3 separate regions of the Mus musculus genome follow, and all the other regions are linked to region 1. The links are chromatin loops, found by intact Hi-C in ENCODE. Cell type or tissue: heart. All regions are shown on one strand.

Region 1 (2,500 bases):
CTTTCTGGGAACCCTGCCCCAGCCTCTGACATCTTCCTTTGCTAGGGGTTCATACCACATTCCCTTTCAAGCTCTCCCTACCCCCCGACCTGGCTCTATGTCTCCCATTCTCAGTTCCAACTTCAAATGGCTCCCATGGCCAGGAATAACCAAGTGACTCAGACAGCAATGGCCATGGTGATCTCTACCCCTTGTACCTTTCCTTACAAGGCCACCAGTGCCTTCTGCCAGCAGGGGTGACCTGCAGGACTCCATCTCACATCCTACATCCATTCACTTGTCCACTGTATCTATAAAGCCAGTGTGTGTGTGTATGTGTGTGTGTGTTTGTGTGTGTGTGGTGTTTAGGTGGCGGGTCAGGGAGGCTACAGTGAAAGGCAGAAGAAGCCGAGAGGGTTAAGGGCCAGGTCAAAGGCCAGTGTGGAGGCAGAAGAAAGAGGCGGCGGGGGCAGGGAGGGAAGGGGAAAGGGCTTGCTGTCCCTAGAGTGTTCTGGGATGTCCTCTGGGTAGAGCTGGATACACAGGAAGCAGGTCGGAACAGATAGGAAGCTAGGAGCAGCGACCGAGGGCTTGCCAAAGGCCCAGGGCACGAGTAGGCCTAGTTCCTCCTGCAAACCCTGATGGTCTTCTTCCTAGGTCAGTACTGCTACCTGGCCAGTCACATGCTACCTTGCCGAGGTTGCTGCTGGCCAGTCTACCAGGGCAGGTCACCTCCCTGCTTGGGAATGAAGGCGGGTGCCAAGCTCCTCCCAGCGGGGTAATTATTGCTCTTCTCCTGCCCACCTTCCTTGAGGTAGCTGGCTGTGGTGGAGCCCACGGGCAGCCTGCCCACCACATCTACCCTGCTTGCTGCCCTGCCTGCCCTGCCGGCTCCACAACATTCCCTCCCCAGGGAGGAGCTGACCCCTGGCCGCCTGATGCCTCTGCTGTGACTCACAGGGCTGGCCTCGGGCAGAGAGGGGCTGGTCCAGGGGCTTGGCCTTGGACGTCACCATAACCAATGGACTTCGAGTGGATCCTGCCCCCTGGCTGTTTGCACATAAAATGCTCTGCGATTCTTTTACCCACACAAAGCTGGTGCTAGCGTCCGGTATATTTCCTGCTGGCCTTTTTACGATGCACATCTGTGCACATTTTTAATGAGGCTGACGTGTAAACGTGCACCCAGTGATGATAACCCTAGCAACATTTCCCCAGGACACTTAAAACATGCAACAGCTGCATTGAGATATAACAGCAGACTGTAAATCTTTTTCTAGAAAGAGAGAGAAAAAAATTCGATTGTTTTTAGTAAATCTTCAGTTGCACAGCACCTCCGTAATCTAATTCCACAGCATTCTAATTTCTCTCCCAACCACCCCTATGCCCGTGAGCAGTCATTCTGTGCCCCCCCCTGCTTTTCCTAGGCCCTTGGGGCAAACCCCAACTATTTTCTCTCTGTGGATCTGCTTCACTGGGCGTTTTCCTGCCACACAAAAGCCTTTTGAGACTGCACACGTTTTGTGAACCCCCATATTAGCTGGTGACGGTGATTGGTGGCTATGTGGTGATTTGGCACAGTGCATTTTGGCCGTTTGGAGCCTTGATTGGCTCTGGGATCTAACTGGAGGAGGGGCTGAGACAAGCAGCCAACTGGCCTCTCCAGAGTGCTTCACCCCGGAAAGAGGGCATGGTTACTTTTGCTTGCAGGACAGCAGGGCTCTTTCTTCTTTAGTTTGCTTGCAGGGAGTCCCCAGCGCGGGTGGCAGGTGCTCGAGGATGACGCTGGACGGTAACTCACGGGGCAGGCCAGTTTCCGCACTGGCAGCTCAGCTCAGCCTGTGGCACGTCTGGAATGCCTGTTCCATGTCTCAGCAAATGCTACCAGGACATCCTTCCTTCCTGGTCGGAGACTGTCATGCTGACCCCGGAGTTGACTTTGGTGTAGCCCAGAGAGTGACCATTGCCTAGCATGCGGGAGGCCCTGGGTTCTGACCCCAGCTCTGTCAGAAGAAGAGAAGGTCTCGAGGAGACGATCCTGCCCAAACCCATATCCCCAATGCCATCTGAGAGCATTCTATTCAGTTTCTGTTTCCCAGCCTGCTACAAGGGATTTGTATTTTATCTAAGTGACTCTCAGCCACCTGGAAACCGCTGAGTGTCTCAGAGAGGAGGGTTCTCCTGACTTCTCTCCACCCAGCTTTTGAGAGGCCAGGGCCTCTGGCATCCAGGACATCTGTGCCAAGAGCTTGCTGTGATTTCTTGATAGGACTCACAGTCTGAGGCTACCTGTCAGGACAAGGAGGGCCCCTCCCATAGTGGCCTCTGCCAGCCCCCAGACCAGCTTGGTAGAGAAGTAGGTGAGCAAGTGCATTCAGCTCTAACAATGCGTAGCTCCCCTGCCCTGGTCAGCCCTGGGCAAGCGTCCTGTTAAAAAGGCCCACCAGGACCCAACCTTACCTACCATTGTTGGGGGCGAAATTGCTAAGGCCTAGGCAGAACAAGTCCAACTGCACCTAGC
Region 2 (2,500 bases), 92 kb before region 1:
GGAAGCTCTGAGAAGGGCAGGAAACATCTGGTCAGGGGCCACCTTGACTCTCCCCCCACAACTGATGAAGGGAAGACAGGCTGTTACACAACCTTCCCCAGCCCAAGACTTGTGTTACTCTCTTCAACATTAATTTTATTCATAAATTTCCTTTGGCCTCCCAGGAGAATAGAGTTCCTCTGAAGTGTAGGGGAAGATGGGCCACTCCTGGCAGAAAGGCTGCTTGGGACTCAGGCCTGGATGTCAGGCTGTGGGGAGGCGTCAACACTACAGATAGAAACACCTTGTTGCAGAGATACGACTTTAAAAAAAACGTATGTCTTTTTATTTTTGTGCATTGGTGTTTTCCCTGCATGAATGTCTGTGAGGATGGTGAATCCTCTGGGACTGGAGTTACGGGTTTTGAGCTTCCAGGTGGATGTTGTGGATCGAACGCAGGTCTTAATAGCTGAGCCATCTGAGCCATCTCTCCAGCCAGGGAAACCCATTCCTTGTTTCTTGCAAAGCAGGCAGCTGACGATTTGATTTCCCTTTTGTTGTCTTCAGTGCCTTTTGTTTCTTTTCTTTTTGAAAAGGTGGATAGGGGCAGTTAGATCATAGACCTCAGGTCAGGACAGGAACAAGTGCTGGCCCCATTGGCCAGCTAGGCTCTCTGAAAATCTATGTCTACAGGGACAAGGTCTCCAGACCAAAGTTGAGGGGGCGGGGCTGGCCTACATTGATGTTTATTAATTTCTGTGTTCCTAGTCTGACCACCTAATCAATCCACCTCCATCCTAGAGTAGGCACCACTGACACCAAGTGGAGGGCACCTGGTACGATTGGTGCAGCTGGGTTCTAGGCCAGTGAACACCACCTCCCTCCTGTCCAGCCTGCGTGGGTCGAGGCCGATTCACAAAGGCACAAAGGTGATGCTGGGAGAAGCCGGTTAAGAGGAAAGAAGGCTTTTCTTCACGTCTATCAGACGTGAACCAGAGAGGGGGAGGGGTGTACTTGGGACAGGGGCTGACGCCGTTGCCTGTAGAGGGCGCGCGCTCCCCACGAAGTTCGTGTCGCTGGACTTTAAATGATGATGGGGAGGAGGGCGGAATCCCCCGCTGTCCCGTGCTGTGGTAAACTCAGTTGCACTGTCTACACCCCTGCTGCTCAGAGTAACCACCCGCCGAACCGTCTGCGGCCGCAGAAAGAAAGTCCAGGCCTCTGCCTACTGCTTCTCCCTGCTGTCAGCTAAATTTCCATCCTTGATGGCACCCGTTCGTGATCCTATTCGCTCCTACCTTGGGATCCCGTTGAATCCGAGCCGCCCCTGGCTTGAAGGACTTTTTGGTGAAAAGAAAAAAGCCGTGGATGCATCCGCAGAGAGTGGAGCAGGCTTGCATACCACTGTCGTCCTGGGCACAGCACCGGGCCTTCGTCAGAGCCGCGCGCTGTGAGCATCCAAGAGTCAGGGAAAAAAAAAAAAAAAAAAAAAAAAAACCGGCTCTAAGTAGAGCCATAAGTATTCCATTCAATCCGTGTTTGTGTTGGGCAAGGCTCAGCTCCGACAGCGGCTCTAACACGTCCTGCCAAAGAGAACGGACGGAGGGAGATCTGTCTGAACGAAGGCTGTCTGGAGCCAGGGGTCCTCACACCCGTGCTTTGCTCTTAAGGAGAATACACCCAGAAAATTCTCTGAGGAAGCCCTGAACCCAGGTTGAAGTTGGTGGTGACCAAAGAAGCGGAGAAATCCCTAAGGGTCGGTGCGGGATTCCAACCTATATTTGAGGGAGGGGCTACTGCTGAAGTCACCAGGCACAGTCACAGTGCCTTCTTGTCTCCCTGATGGCCATCGCCCTCCAGAGGGCCCAGTAAAGAGCTTGCTCGACCCAGAGCACCTTGAGGTGGCCTAAGAAACAGACCTTGGACCTCTTGGCGACTGAGACAAGCTGACCGCTCAACTGGACACTCAATGACCTGCTCTGGCAACCCCGGACCACAGACGTTGACCCACAGCCTCCCACGCAGGTCACTGAGCTGGAGGAGGAAGGTGGGGCCAAGGGCAAAAGATGTGACCTGGTCCGTATTCCCCCCTCCCTCCCCTTGGGCTCTGCGTGTTCGCACGGATTACAGCTTTTTCTGCAAGGGAGCGACGTCTACCCAGGAATATGGAGGTGGAACTAGGTTCAGTACTGGTAAGGTCCTCTTTGGGAATCCGGAGTATGGGTCGCCTTTGCAGCCTCAGGACCCCGCCTCTCTGCTGAGAAGTCTGCAGCCTAGAAGACTGAGAACACCCACCATCATCACCCCATGCTATGTTCTCCATCGGCAGCCCCTCATCCAACCTTGTGGTATCTACCCGAAAGAACACTAGGGTCCAAGAAGCCGTAGGGACTGGTGGTGGGAGCGCGGGGCTGAGGGTCGGCGGCTCCCAGCTCACTAATCACATCAGCGCGCTCTGCGCCGGCTCCAAGCAGGCAGTTGCCTAGCAATAGCCGCGAATTCAATTCCTCAATCAATAGAC
Region 3 (2,500 bases), 68 kb before region 1:
CTCCATTTTCCTGTCTGCAGGTCTCCAGAGCCTGGCAATGGGATGGAAGCACGGGGTGGGGGTGGAGGTCCTAACTCCTCCCTGGACTTCTTCCAGGGAGGAACAGTGGGTGTCATGAACACCCGCTCTGGAGACCCTCCTTCCTCCTCCATTGACCCTCTGGGAGTCCCCATCCCCCATACACCTAGATTTTCCCCGAGTATTAACTGCTAGGGACAGTGATAGATAAAGAAACTGAGGCTGACAGAGGGGGTGCACGAGGGCCCGGGTTTAGACAGAACTGACTCTTCCAACCAACCCTAACCCCCAAGATAAAAAAAAAACCCAGGTTCTGTGGTGCTCCCCAATGTTAGAAGAACGCTTGTCCAACGTTGCTGAGCCCAGCTGGCGGGGGCTGGGCACAGCAGTGTGTATGGGGAGAGGCCAGTCTACTGACCCACGCTTGAAAACTGTTTCCCCGACTCCATGCCTGCACTCTCTCACCCCAAGGGGTCGAAAAGAGAGCACCCTGGGGTGGCCTGTCAGTACATCACCCTCGGGGTTCAGTCCTCCCCACCAATGCCAGCCAGCCCTCGTGGATCCTGATCCTGGCCCGGAAACCAGTCTGACCACTTCGCCTATTTCCCAAGCCTCGGTGGAGGGTGGGGTGAGCCCGGCTCAGCTTCCCCTGGGCTGCCCAGCACTGAATGGGTTTGCCCAGAAGGCTGGCGTCAAAGCGACGCGCCCGCCCGCGCCACTGGGAGCCTAGGGCCGCTCCCCCATCACGAAAAAACAACGATTTTCCGCTCCACTCCCGACCTTCGTCGCCTCTCCCCCTCACAGCCAGAGCCAAGCGATTCCTTGCTCAATGTCCTGTGCGCACCTGCAGAAGCTCGGCTGCCCCAGCCCTGCTTATTGTAGGCATGGGCCACTGAGCTGAGTCGGGAGCAGAGTGGTGGGTCATTACAGGGCGGCAAGACGCGCTGGGGAGGCTGCGTGGGTCCAGAGTGCCCCACTGAGCTCCCGGCCGCCGAACTTGGCCGGTCTCGAGGAGGACCCACCGGCTAGAGGGGCAGAAAAAACCCAGTTGTCCGTGAGATGGTAGGTTGGGTGTGTGGCCTCGCAGCCCACCTGTGCACGTGTTTTGAAGGCCCGCGGGCGATGCCGCGAGTCGTTTCAAGGACGCAACTGTGCCTCAACGTCCAGTAGGAGGCTCCTGTCCATGTGAATTCCCTAGAGGCCAAGCTGCCTGGGTACACCCACTACGTGGTGACGCAGAGCTCACTAGCCCTCCCTGGGGCCATAGGATGGTGCGTGGCCCCCCGGGCTGCGGTCTCCAGATGCAGAGCAGGCGGGTCTGAGTTCCGGCGCCACCAGGGCCAAGAAGGAAAATGGCTGGATGCCAGAGTCGCCAGGACCGCGGGAGGACAGGCAGGCGTGTCCAAAGGAGGGACGCCATTCTCTAGCATTCATCCACAGGGCTCCTGCTCCTCCCAGTGTCCTACCGGACCCTCGGGAGCAATCCTGCATAGATGGTAGGGCCCAAATGCTCCGGGTGGGCTTCCCCTGCCCAGAGTTCTATCCTCCTCCAGCTTGGACCTCTCTGTTCTGGAGGCAAGAGCACAGACCGGCGGGCTCTAGGACAGTATTGGTGTAGGGTTTCTGATCTGTCCCTGATGCCTCCCTTTCCCCTTGACCTGGAGAAGGTGTAGCAGAGAACTCCCTATCAAGGCAGTCACCCCATCTGCTGGCATCCTTCTGCTGGCAGGGCCAAAATACTTTAAGAAGCAACTAGGGAGTGGAGCAAACCAGGAAAAGCCAGGGCACTCTCACTTCATGCTAGGTAGAGGCTGCTCTTCTGTCTGAAATGGTTGCCAGGAAATGAAACTTGACAGGCCATGTCCAAGCGAGGGCTGGTGTCACCTGCCAAAGCTCTCTCCTCCAACCACCCAGGGAGCTATTGAGCCTGGCTGGGGACACACCTACAGGGGAGGTGCAGAGAGGCGCTGAGAGAGACTGAGAAAGAGCAAGCAATCCCTAGGACTCTTAGATGGAGATGGGAAATGTCAGGATTTGGTGCTTCTATAGGAGGCTGACCTGGCTCCTAGCGACTCCACCCAAGGCTTCACAGTTCCAGGAACAAAATCAAAGGGTCTACAGGCACCCTGCAGGGTTTAGACTTCTCCAGGCTCTTCTATCCTTGTCTGCCTAGTAAGGACATAAGGGAGACACTATGAAAGGACCCCAAGGTTCCTTACAGTTGAGCAGGCACGACACTGGCTAACTGACTGGAGGAGAGCCTTATTTCCCACAGTAGGCTCCCTGCCCTACGCCCCACATCTCACCTGGAAACGCACCACCTCTCTCCATTAAACCTACTGCTTGCTGCTGGTGCTGCCCCAGCTGCTGCTCTGAGGATGCAGAGGATGTGACTGCAGGGTCCCTTGTGCCACCAGCACAGATGAAGAGGCATCAGGAAAGCTCTTATGAGCACAGACCCACTCTCTTCCCAGACTCCTCC

What was found. Hi-C counts contacts between places; a loop is a spot of excess contacts. Peaks named below come from ENCODE experiments on the same cell type or tissue, not always from the same donor. Only the 100,000 strongest peaks of a DNase experiment are listed, where the experiment ranks them.
Region 2: a loop joins it to region 1, with 6 times the contacts of the local background. A loop is called at or near these places in 6 of 42 quality-filtered maps.
Region 3: it touches region 1 in a loop (4-fold over the local background); 10 of 42 quality-filtered maps call a loop at or near these places.

Annotation. Positions count from the first base shown.
Region 1 is chr11:119,125,673-119,128,172 of GRCm38, forward strand. Gm11755 (a long non-coding RNA gene) reads right to left here and starts at 1,240. Exons shown (of 4, transcript XR_880345.1): 1 at 1-1,240. In heart, a CTCF peak has its summit at 1,032; a DNase peak (open chromatin) is centred at 939; H3K4me3 peaks cover 1,063 bases; H3K27ac peaks cover 2,500 bases.
Region 2 is chr11:119,033,295-119,035,794 of GRCm38, forward strand. No RefSeq gene overlaps it. Among named protein-coding and RNA genes, the nearest start is that of Cbx8, 6.4 kb to the right of the region's middle. In heart, no CTCF peak of the experiment used is centred here; a DNase peak (open chromatin) is centred at 1,047; H3K4me3 peaks cover 1,661 bases; H3K27me3 peaks cover 2,298 bases.
Region 3 is chr11:119,057,564-119,060,063 of GRCm38, forward strand. No RefSeq gene overlaps it. Among named protein-coding and RNA genes, the nearest start is that of Cbx8, 18 kb to the left of the region's middle. In heart, a CTCF peak has its summit at 1,174; DNase peaks (open chromatin) are centred at 588 and 1,298; H3K4me3 peaks cover 1,769 bases; H3K27ac peaks cover 1,638 bases; H3K27me3 peaks cover 2,442 bases.